2 separate regions of the Homo sapiens genome follow, and region 1 is linked to region 2. A link is a loop called in an ENCODE intact Hi-C map of the cell type or tissue named here. Cell type or tissue: gastrocnemius medialis. All regions are shown on one strand. Links, peaks and the distances in the headings refer to the core of each region. The heading gives the core; the rest is flanking DNA.

Evidence for each region. Peaks named below come from ENCODE experiments on the same cell type or tissue, not always from the same donor. Only the 100,000 strongest peaks of a DNase experiment are listed, where the experiment ranks them.
Region 1: it touches region 2 in a loop (11-fold over the local background); 4 of 110 quality-filtered maps call a loop at or near these places.

The regions. Positions count from the first base shown.
Region 1 is chr14:66,482,044-66,486,443 of GRCh38, forward strand. It overlaps CCDC196 (coiled-coil domain containing 196), which reads left to right and starts at 4,328. Exons shown (of 10, transcript NM_001351576.1): 1 at 4,328-4,400. In gastrocnemius medialis, for the core only: no CTCF peak of the experiment used is centred there; a DNase peak (open chromatin) is centred at 1,438; H3K27ac peaks cover 1,684 bases.
Region 2 is chr14:66,420,898-66,431,397 of GRCh38, forward strand. No RefSeq gene overlaps it. Among named protein-coding and RNA genes, the nearest start is that of CCDC196, 60 kb to the right of the region's middle. RefSeq lists enhancers at 5,082-5,251, 5,891-6,060. In gastrocnemius medialis, for the core only: no CTCF peak of the experiment used is centred there; a DNase peak (open chromatin) is centred at 4,694; H3K27ac peaks cover 979 bases.

The DNA.
Region 1 (4,400 bases), core at 254-2,753, 58 kb after region 2:
AGGTCTTCCTTCAATTTTGTTAACAGCACAGAATTGGAAATCACCTAACCTGCAAACGAATTTATAATCCAGTCATTAATAGCCATTTACTCTCTTTAATCCTAGCACCAACATTTTGAAATATGATTAGTTTAATGCTCTAGATGTGTAAAAGGGATGTGTAAAAGCCTCTAGGGCATTAAACTACCCCAAGTAAGATTCCAGATGGTTGAAAAGTATTCCATTCTTTTAACAAGTGGATGAAGCATGATTGGAAAAGGGGAGGTGGGAAAAGAGGCCAAGGGACATTCTCAGGCAGATTCATTTTAGTAAAGAATATTTGTGGAAATTGAGGATCTCAGAAAAGCTTTTCTAAAAACTACTCTTGCTTCCACATTTCTCAAAAAGTCTTGAGGAAAGTTCACAAACCTCAGTTTGAAGACCACTGTGCAATGTATCTGAACACACTGAGAGAATGAATTACTTTCAAAAAGACTTCAATAATATTACAGAAAATTAATGTGTCCCAACATTTATCTCAGTCTTCTCAACTCCCTGGATTTAATCTAAATGTAGGTAGGTATAGCCTGACTTGAGATAGCTACAGCAAGGGTTAAGGAGAAGGAGCCAACAAAATGTTCATAACAAACAGCACAGGAAGATGTGGGAGATCTTTAAGAGCCAACAAGCCTTGCTGTTAGGAGAGCCAGTCCTTCTCTCCTTATTTTAATGAAATTCTTATAATTCCCCCAAGGGTTGAATTGGCTCTGGGTTGACAGGACCAGAAGGTCCTCATGTTTTCTCCCTGAGGAATTCTGTAATTTTGTTGCCACAAACAAAGCTGAGGATAGGAAAGCATCTCCTTTTTTGTTTTGTTTTGTTTAATATGAAAATAATTGCCTCTACTCTTGGAGACCTGGCTTAATTAGACTAATCTGATTTTCCACCGGCAAAACCAACACTAAAATGGTATTGCTCCAAGTTCTCTAACTATAGAGCAATCACACGTTTCCTCAACAGATACTAAAGTCAAATGCTCTAATGTTGGATGAGGTCATTGTGACTAGCTTGTTATAAGGCCTATTTTAAGAGACCACATGAATTTCAGTGAATATTATGCTGTGATAGGAAGCAACAGATAGAAAGTTTACTGCAGAAAAAAATTATAGAATTGTTCCTATAATTTATCTAAACAGGATGAGTTTCCACAAGTTATTTCATAAGCACTATGTTACTTGACCATAACCTTTGTTCTTCTACCCCCACACCCCACAATATCAGACCCTGGTCTGTTTTCCCCTCTCTTAGCAACCCCCTTCCTTTTCTTCCCTGCTTAGCTTGAACACTATCATCAACCTTTTGATGGATACTCTCACCAGCACTCTCAGTGCTCCCTTGAACTTCTGCTTATCTATTCTGCCAAGTCCCAGCTCAGAGTCAAACAACCATCTCGTTCTCTCTACTATTGCTTCTAGTTTGCCAAGTACTGCTGGAGAAAATTGTGTAACTGCTGATTCATGCCATGCCAAATCTGCAATTTCCAAATTCACCTTGACCCTTTGCACTACTTGGCAATCCTTTTACTTTTGCCTGGTTGGCTTCCTTTTCCAGTGCTCAGGTGCTCTTCCAAATCTCATGTAATTACTCTTCTGAGGTTTCCTGCCACACCTCCTCAATCAAGAGATGACCTAATTTTCTACATCAGAAAAAATTTGTGTTCAATTTCCCTTCCTCCCACCTCTAATGGTCATCTACATCTTAATGTGCCCTTCCCCCTGTTCCAGGGGATCATTATCATGCTATCCCCTCTTAATACTGTTCATTGGTTTCTAAGCTATTTACTAAAAACTCTATATACATTATTACAAGGCAAATATTCTCCTTGGAATTAATATTGCAAGTTAACAAATGGGCATTGGAAAGACAAGAAATAAAAGGTGCTGATTGGCTATAGATACAGCACATCAAAATAGCAAGTGTTGGCCTGGCGCAGGGGCTCATGCCTGAAATCCCAGCTACTTGGGGGGCTGAGGCAGGAGAATCACTTGAAATCGGGAGTCGGAGGCTGCAGTGAGCCGAGATTGCACCACTGCACTCCAGCCTGGGCAACAAGAACAAAACTCCATCTCAAAAAAAAAAAAAAAAAAAAAAAAAATATATATATATATATATATATATATATATAGCAAGTGCTCTTCCTCTTTGAATCATTCATAATCAAGAACAGAAATGAAGGTAAGTTGGGCTGCTACTGCCCATTAAATGTTTCAAAATTCTATCATAGTTCTGCCAACCAAGTATCACAACATGAAATTTAGAGAGGCAATACTTTAGCGATCAATGCCATTTTTGTCCTCTACTATTTGCTACCACCTGTCACATATGCAGTCAAAGATGCTACTAATGATAATTCATCCAACCAGTTTCTTTTTTTTAACTGTGAGGCGTTTTCTCACCCTCATTCAATCCAAACTTTTCATGGAAATTCCTAGGGCAACCAATGTGAATTATATATGATTTGATATGGCTGTCCTAATTTAACATCATATTACACCAGGTATCATCCAAAACTTACAAGTGACATATATATGTTGTAAAGGTATTTGTAGGCCAGGCATGGTGGCTCACACTTGTAATCCAAGCATTTTGGGAGGCTAAGGCAGGTGGATCATTTGAGGTCAGGAGTTTGAGACTAGCCTGGCTAAGAAGGTGAAACCCCATTTCTATTAAAAATACAAAAATTAGCTGGGTGTGATGGTGCACACCTGTAATCCCAGCTACTCAGGAGGCTGAGGCACGAGAATCGCTTAAACTCGGGAGGTGGAGGTTGCAGTGAGCTGAGACTGTGCCACTGCACTCCAGCCTGGGCAACAGAGCAACACTCTGCCTCAAAAAAAAGAGAAGTATGTGTAGAGACTACCAAAGAAGTTTTGATGTAGAGGATACTTAGGAGAGCTATGTATCCTATTTAACCAGAAGCAGATCTTTGTTTTGTGGGCCCCTAAAACACATAATTTGGAGTGGTCTGTCTTTCCAAAAAAGAATACAAAATTACGAATACAAAATGAGGTTCAGGGCCTTTGGAAGAGGTCTGTGAAAATAAAGGGCTCTAAAGTTTAAGTTTCATTAGCCTCATATAAATCACCCTTTCTGTATCTGACCACTTAACTGAGGCATTAAGCAATCCTAAAACCCAAACCAAATAAACACAAACTCACTAAAATGGGAACATCTAACATGAACCAAGCTCTGTACATAATACATTTCATACTCACAACGAACCTATCAGGTCGATATTACCTTTCTCACTTTTACAAAAGCAGAAACTGAGACTCAGAAAATTTAGTAACTTGCTCACAAGCAGCTCACTATGCACAGTGAAGCTGAGATCCAAACCAAAGTCTGACAAACTAAATCTTGTGTTATTTCCATTATAATACTCTCCCTTTAATGTTTCCCACAACATAAAGGGGTTAAGTTACTTTGGAGAACACCCCTAGAAAATGGCTGGAAGTGTTCAGTTAGTACTTGACATTGACATGACTTAACTCACTTTGAGACCTTCACTAAAAATACTTCTCTAAAACTGTGTTTAAAAGGCATGAAAAAAAAACAAATGTATAACTGGGTTACCTTCCAATAAGTGACATAGATGAAGACAAGAGATCTTAAGGTCCAAAAGAAATGTAGTAAAAGAAATGTAATAAAAAAGAAAATAGAAGCAGAACCAGAAAATCCTGAAGGGAGGCTAGAATTATTACACAATCTTTCAGGGAAGAGTGTGGTTATGGAAGGACATACTGACGATATGGATCTTTCACAAATTAAATCCTCTTCCTACATGTCCAATATTCTTTTACCTGCCATTATGATAATATCAAATTTTAAAGATTGAAAAATAATGACAGTGGCTTATATATTATATTATTCTATTATATCCATACCCTGTATTTGCCAGTTTGATCTCTTTTAAAAAAAAGTCTCTTAGAAGTATTCCTTCTTCCTCTTGAGGCCCCCAAAAGGTATATGCTGTGTCTTTATCTTTTCTTCATTTGCAGACTCTGTCACTGTGCTCTACAGATAGTGGCATTTCACAGAGGTTTGTTGCCATGAAAGAAGGTGTTGATGAGTCGTTTTTGACAGTCCAACATTTTCTAACACAAAAGTAGATATGATGTGATTCCATCCTATTCATTCAAAGACTTCAGAATAAAACTTTGTCATTTGGCTAGATCTAAGGCAAGAACTGATCAGATGTAGTTAGTATTTCCAGTCAACAAACTGCCATTGATGTTGAAATTACTTTAAAGACCTGTTGATTATGTGGTATTAGGGCCATTGTGACCTCGCTGTAGCTAAGATCAGTCCACTGCAGCAGGAGTTTCAAGAACAGCAGCACAAAAATAATGACTTAACTGGAT
Region 2 (10,500 bases), core at 3,241-5,740:
TCACAATAGTGCTTGTTTCTCATGGAATTTATTTGATGCTTTCCTCTATCCAGTTGTAAAGAAATAAAATCCAGCATAGGGCAGGCCTCTGTGGGCAGAAAGTCTGTTCTATTAAATGATTTATAATCTAAAGTTCACATTCTTATTTCAATCTGAGAGTATCTGAATTTGGTCTAATATTGAATTGAAATAAACATTTTGACAACAATAGGATTTCCATCCTTTTTTTTCTTTCGTATTTCATTTGCAAAATGTGTCTCCTTCCGTTGTCTTGCTCCCCAATGGAGGATACCTGAGCCCTAGAATACCAAGCCAGCTAAGTTGTGATTTCACTGTTTAGCCAGTCTCTGGCCTTTACAGAGCATCTTAAAGATAGGATCTTTGCTGTTCACACATTATCTAAATGCATACAGCATCCCAGTGGCTGTGAGCCCAGGTCCTGGGATTCACCTCTACATTTGGCCTTAGACTATATATTTTTCTCCTTTCTTATTGCCAAGCCTTTCTACTGAGTATTCCATATCTGTTGCTTGGCCCTCTGCCTTCAATGCCGTGTCAAATGCCACCAGTGGTGTTCTAATGACAAAACTTTATTTCCGTGGGTTTATTGAAGTATTCTGCCACCATCGAACACCTTTTGTATTCTTGAAATTCTTCCTTCTCTTGGTTCAATAACATTTTTTTGTTTCCCTTAACCTTGATTCTAGGGCTGCCAGATTTAGCAAATAAAACTGCAGGCCACCCAAATTTGATTCTGTATAAATACGTATTTTATACTAAAAAATTATTTGTTGTTTATCTGAAATTCAAATTTAACTGGGTGTCCCGTATTTTATCTGATAACCCTACTTGGTGATGATGTATTTCTGCCTCTTTCCCTCCAGGCTTTGGTCTTTGTTCCTATTATTTACTTTATTCTCACTTGTCCCTCTCTGAATTTATCTTTTCTACCAGATTCATATCACTTTTAGATCACCTGTCTTTTTCCTCTGAACTCCGTAAACACATTCAGCAGTTTTAATGCTTCCTTGTCACATATATTTTCTTCTATTGTCTTAAATCATTATTTGAATCTTTCCTGTGTTTATTAGTTATCACTGACACTTGATTTCACATTCCTGGAGGTGAGAATTCTTCTTTGTATCTCAAAGCCTATAGCATGGCTTCCATGTGTGAGCTGTCAACGAATATATGAAATTCCCATCTTTGTTCTCTACTCATCATAGTAATCTCTCACATGTTTATGCAATGCTGCCTGGAAACCCTACTACTGCATTCCCTTAGTCTATTCACTCTCCCGTTCTCCCGAATGTCACACCTCTTTCCCTCCGCACTCTTAGCTGATGACCTTGCTTCCTATATTGCTGGAAAAACTGAACCAATCAGAGAAAAATTCCATGAGCTCTCACTTGTATAACAAACAACCCACCAGTGTCTGCACCCACATTTTCTGCCTTCCTTTCTGTAACAATGGATCACAATAGAAAAGTGTGCCTTTCTAAGGCTGACTCCTCCCTTTGTTCACTGGATGTCTTCTCCCTCACTGGCTCAAGGGTATTACCACAGCAGTTCGCACTCTGTTTCCTTATGTAATCATGTTTCTTCTTTCTATAATACAATTACCATTAGCATGCTTTAGCATTTCCCCTTTTAATGAGCAAACAAACCAACCTCCTTCTCCCTTAACATCAAATTACCCTCCAGCTACTGCACTATTTTTCTGCCCCTTTAATAACAAAACTCCTCCAAAGGGTGTGTACTTTGACTCCACTTTCTCTTTTGCTGTTTTCTCTTGAACCTACTGCCATCAGGATCTTTTCCCACCCACACCTGAACTGTTTGTGTCAAGGTTACTTATTAATTACCTCCAAATTGCCATACTAAACAGAAACAACTTAGACTTCACCTAACTCAGTCAGTCAGCAGTATGTGAACTGCGAGCATTGCTTTAGCAATCATCCCTCTCTCTTCTGTGTAATAAGTTTTGAAACATTCTTCAAATGGCATCTTTCCTCAGCTTCTACATCACCACTCCCTTTTGGTTTTCCTTCTTCCTCATTAGCTGCTCCTCCTCAGTCTCTTCTGCCCATTACTTTTCATTTTCCTGATCCCCAAAAGGAGGAATGCTCCAGGGCTCAAACCCTGAACCTATTTTAAAAATCTATACTCACCGTCTGCTGATCTCATCCAATCTAATGGACTTAAATACTTTGTATATGCTAATGACTCCCAAGATTTTATCTCTATCCTGGGCCTTTTCCTTGAACTCCAGACTCATATTTCCATTTGTTTACACAACATCTCTACTTGGAAGTCTATGATAAATCTCAAACTGAAATGTCCAAAACTAAACTGGTTTCCCCACCCTTATCCCAAACCTGCTTCTCCCACCTTAATAACTCTTACATCTGTTGTATTAATAGTTGCACATATCAAAACTCTTGGAGCCATTTTGACATTTCGTTTTCTCTCACACCCCACATCCAAATTAGTCATAAAATCCTGTTAGTTCTACCCTCAAAATGTATTCGGAATCTGACCATCCTCACTAACTCCATCTCTTGCCTACATTATTATAACAACCTTTGCCAACTTCCATCCTTTTCCCTCTCCCATCTATTCTCCACACTGCAACCATAATGATCCTTTTAAAACATATCAGGTCATTCCTCTGTGCAAAATCCTCCAATGGCTTCCTATCTTGTAGTAAAAACCAAAAACTCCTGTCGTTGGTCTACAAGGTCCATACAAGGGCCATGTGATAGGGCCTCCTATAACTTTCTGACCACCAATCCACCCCTCTTCCACACTGGCTTCCTTGCTGTTTTTTGAAGGTCTCAAGAAAACTTTCACACTTTTTATTTGCTATTTCCTTAGCCTGAAATAATCTTTCCCTAGATACCCATCACTTCCTTCACAGCTCTACTCAAAAGTCACCTTATCACAGAGGCCTTTCCTGACTACCCTATAACATCCTTCTTCCCCTTCTCCCACTCCGTAATTCCCATCCCTACTATTCTGCTGAATTTTCTCCTTGGCAATTTCATGTCAAGATAGAAGTTTGTTTTTTTACTATCTATTTCCCCGACTAGAATGTAAGCTTTGCCTGAACAGGGATTTGGTCTGTTTTGTCACTGCTATAAGTCTATACCTAGACCCATGCCTAGCCCCTGGCAAGCATTCAACAAATATTTTTGTGTACATAAATAATTGGAACTGTATACTGAATACATTAATCTTTCAGCTGAAGGGTTATAAAAGATTCACATGCTTAAGTATCAGAAAACCAAGGTTCATTCATCCCTCTGTTCATTCAACAAATACATATTAAACATATACAACGGGCCAAGTGTTTTCCTAAGCACTATACAGTGGAGTATGTAGAGTAGAAAAGAGAGGAGTCCCGTCTCTAATATTTACCAGCTGTGTTGTCTCTGGCAAACAAACAGCTTCTCTAAATTTTGCATTGATCAGCAACATTAGATCAAGAAAACTATCCACCTTGTGGGGTTATTGAGAAGAACAAATAACATAGTGTTTTTACCTGAATGTGATTTGTAAACATTCAAGTGCTACACAAATGTAAATTATTACTGATTCTCATAACAACCTTATATGGCAAACAAGGCAGTATTTTTGCAATAGTCTCATTTTTTATTTTTTTAAAAAACAACAACTCAGAAAGGATGAATGATTTGTCCCCCAGTCATACAGTTAGTAAGTAGCAGAGCCAGAGCTGCATCTCAGGTCTTTGGGCCAACATCCTAGCCCTATTTCCATGGCACACATTCTTTAAATAGTTCAATTTATATTTTATGAATTAATGAAATTATGCTTATGGAACCCTTTTAACATCTTTGGCAAAAGATCCAGAGAAGTATTTGCATTTGTTTCACAGGGCTGCCGTAACTAAGTACCACAAACTGGGTGGCATAAAAACAGAAATTTATTCTCTCACGGTCTGATATCAAGGTGTCAGCAGGACCATGCTCCCTCTGAAAGTTCTAGGGAAGAATGGTTCTTCGCTTACTTCTAGCTTCTGGTGTTTGCCCACAGTCCTTGGCATTCCTTTGCTTATACATGAACCACTCTAATATCCACCTCCATCATCACATGGTGTTCTCCCTGTGTCTGCGTGTTTGTGTGTAAATTACCTCTCTTTCAGGAAACCAGCTATCGTATTAGGGCCCACTCTACTCCAGTATGACCTCATCATAGCTTGATTACATATGCAAAGACCCTATTTCCAAATTAAGGTCACTTTCACAAGTACAGGGGTTTAAGACTTAAACATCTCTTTTGGGGGAATACAATTCAACTCACAACAGTATCTCAAAGGTCTAAAAACATATCCCAAAGAACAAGCCAGAAGAAGAAGTTAACATTGTTGGAAAGTATGCATGTCCAAAGACAGTCCAGCTGCACATGGAACAGACATAAACCAGAGTTTCCCTTGCAACTGACAAACAAGTAAAAAGAGAATCAACCTAAAGCCATGGAATTGTCATTTTGGTGAAAAAGAGTTTGGCAAATGCCCTGATTTCCCTGAGAGGCAAATTGATTCATAAAGTAATCTACCTTAACCGGCATTATATAATCCCGCTAAAGGATGTGCAATGAAAGCAGTGATGCAAGCAGGGCAGAGCTCAGGGAGAAATCTTGCCCTACATTGTTATGCAGCACTACTGCGAAGCTGGCACACCTTTCTGCTTGCGCTGCCTCTAGCACCTCACCCAGCAACTAACCCAGTTTAGTCAGACCTTCCAACGTTAAGGGAGGTTCTATATTTAGACAATGTTCCCTGCCTGAGGATGAACTGTACTGGCTGCAGTGTCACACCTTAACATAGCACTGTTCCTAATCTTTGTTTGTTGGGGGAAACCAGCAGCCTTCTCTGGCACATGAACTTAGAGAGACCCCAGAAGCTCATCTAATTCAACTCCTTTTTACAGCATCCAAGTGCAGACTTTGGAGCCACTGCCTGGGTTTGAACCATAGTCCCAACACTTTCTAGCTCTGGGACTATGGTTCTTACCATAGGGTGTCTTTGGACTAGTTCCTCAACCTCTTCTTTGCCTCATTTTTCTCATCTCTAAAATGCAGACAATAGTACTATTTACATCAAAGGGCATTTGAAATGGTGAGTAGTCTATGTAAAGCACTAAATCAGTGCCTGGAACATAGTAAATTCAAAAGAAACTTTAGTCATTACTATTTTTATTGTTTCAGATGTGCACACTAAGGCTCAGAGACATGATATGAGCTGCCCAGGTTAACCAGCAATTTAATACACACTCAGACCTGGAATTGGTCTATTGGGGCACTACCCTCTTATTTGGTCTATAGTTAGTACACTTAGAGTAGCTCCTTTGAGATGGATAAGAAAGGTAGGAGTCATGCCTCACCAGTTCTATCGCTCTGGCTTTACTTTGTTTCCCAGACTGTATAATTGTCACTGTGAAATTTTGGGGATGGTCCTGGGAGGATGAGATAATAACAATAACAACAAGTTAGATTGGAGGGGTGTGAGACAAAAGGCAAGAAAACCACTTAGTGGCCATTACAATAGTCCAGCTGATAAACAATTAGATGAGAAGGGAAGAAAGATTGGGGAAATTAAGTTTATTTTAAACATCATAATAAACCAAGGTGGCTTATTACTAGCAAAAAGCGCAAGGCCAGCCAAAATATAAGTGCCTTACCTGATAAGAGCATGAAGGAGGACTGTAGGCATGCATGACTGGTTTGGTAAAAGCATGTGATTACTTCAACCGGTTAGAAGTTAGGAGTAATGTAGAACTGCTGAGATACCTAAGTGGAATCATGTGAGATTTCAGCAACTATATAAATCACATGAGGAATGTGAGGCAGGGGAGGGGGACTGTGGGAAGATTTACCCTTTCATCCTGCATCTATGCAAGAGGGTAGTAACAACTGAGGGTTGACAAACCCAAGAAAGCACCCTGATCTACACAGCACAGGAGAGACTTGTGTGGCACCAAATACTAGAAATATCTTGAGGAAAGGGACAGATGAATTTTCCTTAGGAAAAGGAAGGAAACTAATATTTTAAAAATATCTCTGTGCTCCAGGCATGTCAGCTCGTCTAATCAAATTCTTGGGCCCCATGCCAGACCTCAAATTATAAAGGAGTTTAAATGGGGGTGCCCCCACTTTATAAGGAAGAGGAAGTATTGATATAAACTGGTAGGTGATTGGATGTGGGGATAAAAGGAAATGAGTCCTTGAGGATGATGCCCCAACTTCTGATGAGCAGTTTGGAAGATAGAGGCATTTCCCAGCATTTGGAATTAACAAAAAGCATTCCACATTCACTTCTGATTCTTTTAAAATACCTGAAGAGACTAGTAATCACAATAGCAGATATTTACTGTTCATACCCACTTTCTTATTTAGTCCTCAAAACATCTCTAGTAGGTAAATTATTCTTGTGTTTATTTTACAGATAAAATAATCAAGATTCAGAGAGATCACAGAACTCTGGTTTCCTGACACCATATTATCAGCACTTCAAGTCTGTCAGGGTCATGGCAACAAGTCTTGAGGGGAAAGAGAACCAAATATGGCAGTAATCAAGGAAGCCACACCCAGAGGAGCTCTAGTCTAGAGTACAGTTGGGACCCTTGGCTTCAAAATGCCACATCCAACTGGTAGGATAAGGAAAAAGTTCCAGCTTCACTCTATTCATAGTTTGTCGATCTTTGGCATGCTCAGAATGTGGGCCTTTGGCAAAATACGAAATCAATCTAATTGTCTATCAACAGATGAATAGATAAAGAAAATGTGATACATATACACAATGGAATAGTATTCGTCTTTTAAAAAAAGAAGGAAGTTCTGTAATTTGCCACAACATGGATGAATCTGGAGGCATGTTAAGTGAAATAGGCACAGAAATACTACTTGCTCTCACGTCTACGTGGAATCCAAAACAGTCAAATCCATAGATGTAGAGAGTAGAATGGTGGTTACCAGGTGGTATGGAGTGGGGAATGGGGAGATATTGATCAAAGGGTACAAAGTTTCAGTTAGACAGTGGGGAAGGTTTTCAAAATCTATTGCTTAGCATCATGACCATGGTTAGTAATAATAATAACGTATGTTTTTAAATTGCTAAAAGAGTAGATTTTAAATGTTCTCACTGCAAAAAAATGTTAAGAATGTAAGGTGATTGATATGTTCATTAGTTTGATATAATCATTCCACAATGTATACGTATATCAAAATATCACATTGTACCCCATAAATATATATATTATTTGTCAATTAAAAATAAAACTTTGAACAAAAATAATGTGGGCCTTTGGAATATCCTAAAGCAAATTCATTCATTCATTCACAAATATTTTTTAGTGCATACTATTGCCACGCTGGCCCTGTTCTAAAGGCTGGGGATACAGCCTAGGACAACACAGCCAAGGTCCCAATGCTCTGGCATTTACAGAAGGAAACAGACAATAAGCAAGTAAACAAAGAAGATACTTTCAGACAGTGATGACATTCTACAAAGAAAGTAAATCTGAGGCAGCTGGTGCAGGGAATATGAGAGAGTATTCAGCGTCATGGGGAGGGTGCGTACGAGAATGCACTTTCATCTACATGGTTCAGGAGAGTCTTGTGTGGTGAAAGAAGAGAGCTTTGCTAAGATCTGAGCAGAGCATTTTCCAGGGAAAGAGAAGAGCAGATACAAGACCCCGAGGGTAGGCCAAGTCAGAGTCTATGGAAGGACAGCAGGATATAAAGCTGGAGAGATAGACAGGGAACAGTCTATGTAGGTTTTAGCATGCTAAGAGGTTTAGACTTCATTCTAAATTCAAAGGAAAACCAGCGTAGCGGTTTAGGTACAAGAGTTATTTATGTTTTTAAAAGATTCCTGTGGCTGCCACATAGAGAATGGATTGCAGGTAGCCCAAATGATAGCCACGAGAATAGTTAGGAGACTATTCCATAGCCTAAGATGAGGCATGCTAGTGGCTTGGATAAGGTTGAAAGCAGTGGAAATGAAAAGAAGTAGATGGAAGTGAATGAATACAGCATATCCCATATTTTGGGCAGAAAGCTAATGGACTAGATGTGGAGAGAAGCAGGAAAAAGGGGCTCATGAATGGAGTCATGTTGCAATATATGTGCATTAATCATCTGCTAGAGCAGCATCTTCTAGAATACATATATTTTAACCATGACCTATAGTAAATAATGCATCATGACCCAGGAAACAGTATGTAATAGAAACAAACCATCATGAAACAGCATTGATTTTTACCACACGTAGTACACTCTGAATAGATCCTGTTCCTGGCTGCACCACCACCAACACCTTTTTTTTTTTCAAATTCTGATCACAACTGATTAAATTGATTTCATGACCTATCAATGGGTCATGACTCACAGTTTGAAAATCTATGCTGGACTGGACACAGTGCCTCTGCCTGTAATCCCACACTTTGGGAGGCCAAGGCGAGCAGATCACTTGAGCCCAGGAGTTCGAAACCAGCCTGAGCAACAGGGTGAAATCTAGTTTCTACAAAAAACAAAACAAAACAAAACAAAAAACCAGCTGGGTGTGGTGGCATGTGCCTGTAATCCCACTCACTCAAGAAGCTGAGGTGGGAGGATCACTTGAGCCCAAGATGCCAAGGCTTCAGCAAGCTGAGATCATGCCACTGCACTCCAGCCTGGGTGACAGAGTGAGACCCTGTCTCAAAAAAGAAAAGAAAATCTATGCTGGAAGGTCACAGAAGATTGTTTTATAGGTCTGAGTGTACGTTTTCCTAAACCTCCTTTCTCAGAAAGTTTATGCTTCTCTAGCCTCACTCTGTGTGGTTTGCTATGATTTGCATGCATTTGAACTCTCTACATCTGTATAAAGCATTCATTGCTTGTAGTTTCTCAAAGGATGCTTTTAACTCAAGTGTTAGTCCATCTGTTAAGACCTATTTATTGCTTTTTAAGAGAAAAAATTAAAAGCATATTAGGAATTCTAGGCTCATAATAACCAGGATTTTTTTTTTCCTTTTGTAAAACCCTTCCATCTGTCTGCCCTCTTTTGGACATAACTCAAATAGGAGCACACATCTCATCAAATCAAATGTGGGTGCTGTCAAAAAGTCTGCCAAAATATCATGCCATTTGCTTTTTTTAAAAAGAAGAATTAAAATCAGATTTAACAAAATTAGTTATTTGTTTTGTTGCTTTTCTTTCCATCCATTACAGAAACATAGACCTCAATTTACTACATGCAGGTTTATACAGTGGCCTTCTAGGGGTATTCCCAAATTACCCTAAGATAAACTAGATAGCACAGTTTTACTGGGGCAAAAATTAGCAGTAGAGAAAGAAACCATTGCAGGAGGACAGAGAGAACCAGAGGCTCTAGCTCTGAACCCCATAGGACAGAAACCCCAGGGTGAGGGCAATTACCCCATCTGGCTTTTCTCTCTCCTGCAGAGCCTAGCCCAGAGGAGTTTGCTCGGTACCCTGGCAAGTCATTTAATCTTTGACTAGTTCTTCTTGACCTAATCTTGTGATTTAAAATAATAGCTGTCTAACTACTCTTCCAAAGATCTTCTGAGAATAATCAGGAATTAAAGAGTCACATATAAGAACATAAAGGAACTAACAGCTACTGCTCAGTTATCAGACAAAAAGCCCTGAAGTCTCTTGGACAGCCCTTCCTGGCAAAGATGGGTGATCCATGGTCTCAGGACTATGACTCCCCCGTAGCCAAGGGTGCTATAGCCTTAAAAACCTGCAGTGGTGGCAGGTGCTATGCAATGGTTAAGAGCAAAGATTCTGGTCAAGTAGACCCTGGTATTAAAATTTTGGCTCTACCATTTAGCTCTGTTTGACCTTGCACATATCACATAATCCTAATCCTCAGTTTTCTCATTAGGATGTTGGGAGATTAAATGAGAATAAATCATACAGAGCACTTGGCAAACCCTCTAGGAAAAATGAAACACACAAATGGCAGATACTATTGTTATTGTTACTGCTGTTATTATGAAAGAAAATCGCTCAAGTATGTTATAGGGGTAGAGCAATAAAAATGTGAAGTCTGTAAAAAAGGAAAAAGGTGTGCTTCAGATAAATATAATGATAAAAACCATATGCTTAGATTTGAAAAGCAATGACACAATACAAAATAAGAGACTGATGAAGCTGAAAAAGTGAAGCTGAAAATTACTTTAAAAGGAGTATTTAGTAAGAACTGCCATCCTGAATCAATTTAATGTCTTAATGGTTGGGTCCTGTGTAATCACATAAATATCTTGTTATCTAATCATAAGAGGCTTATTAAAGCAGAAGTTTATTTTTCCATTTCTCTTCACATCATTTTTATCTTTCATGTTACTTTCTCATTCTGTGGAATCCTCTTCAAGAAAGCTAATTTTTGTTTATGCAAAATATGCTTGTTATGGACTCTATCACATCTTTACTAATCCCTTACTATTGTTCTGTGATGCTAAATCCTTCTAT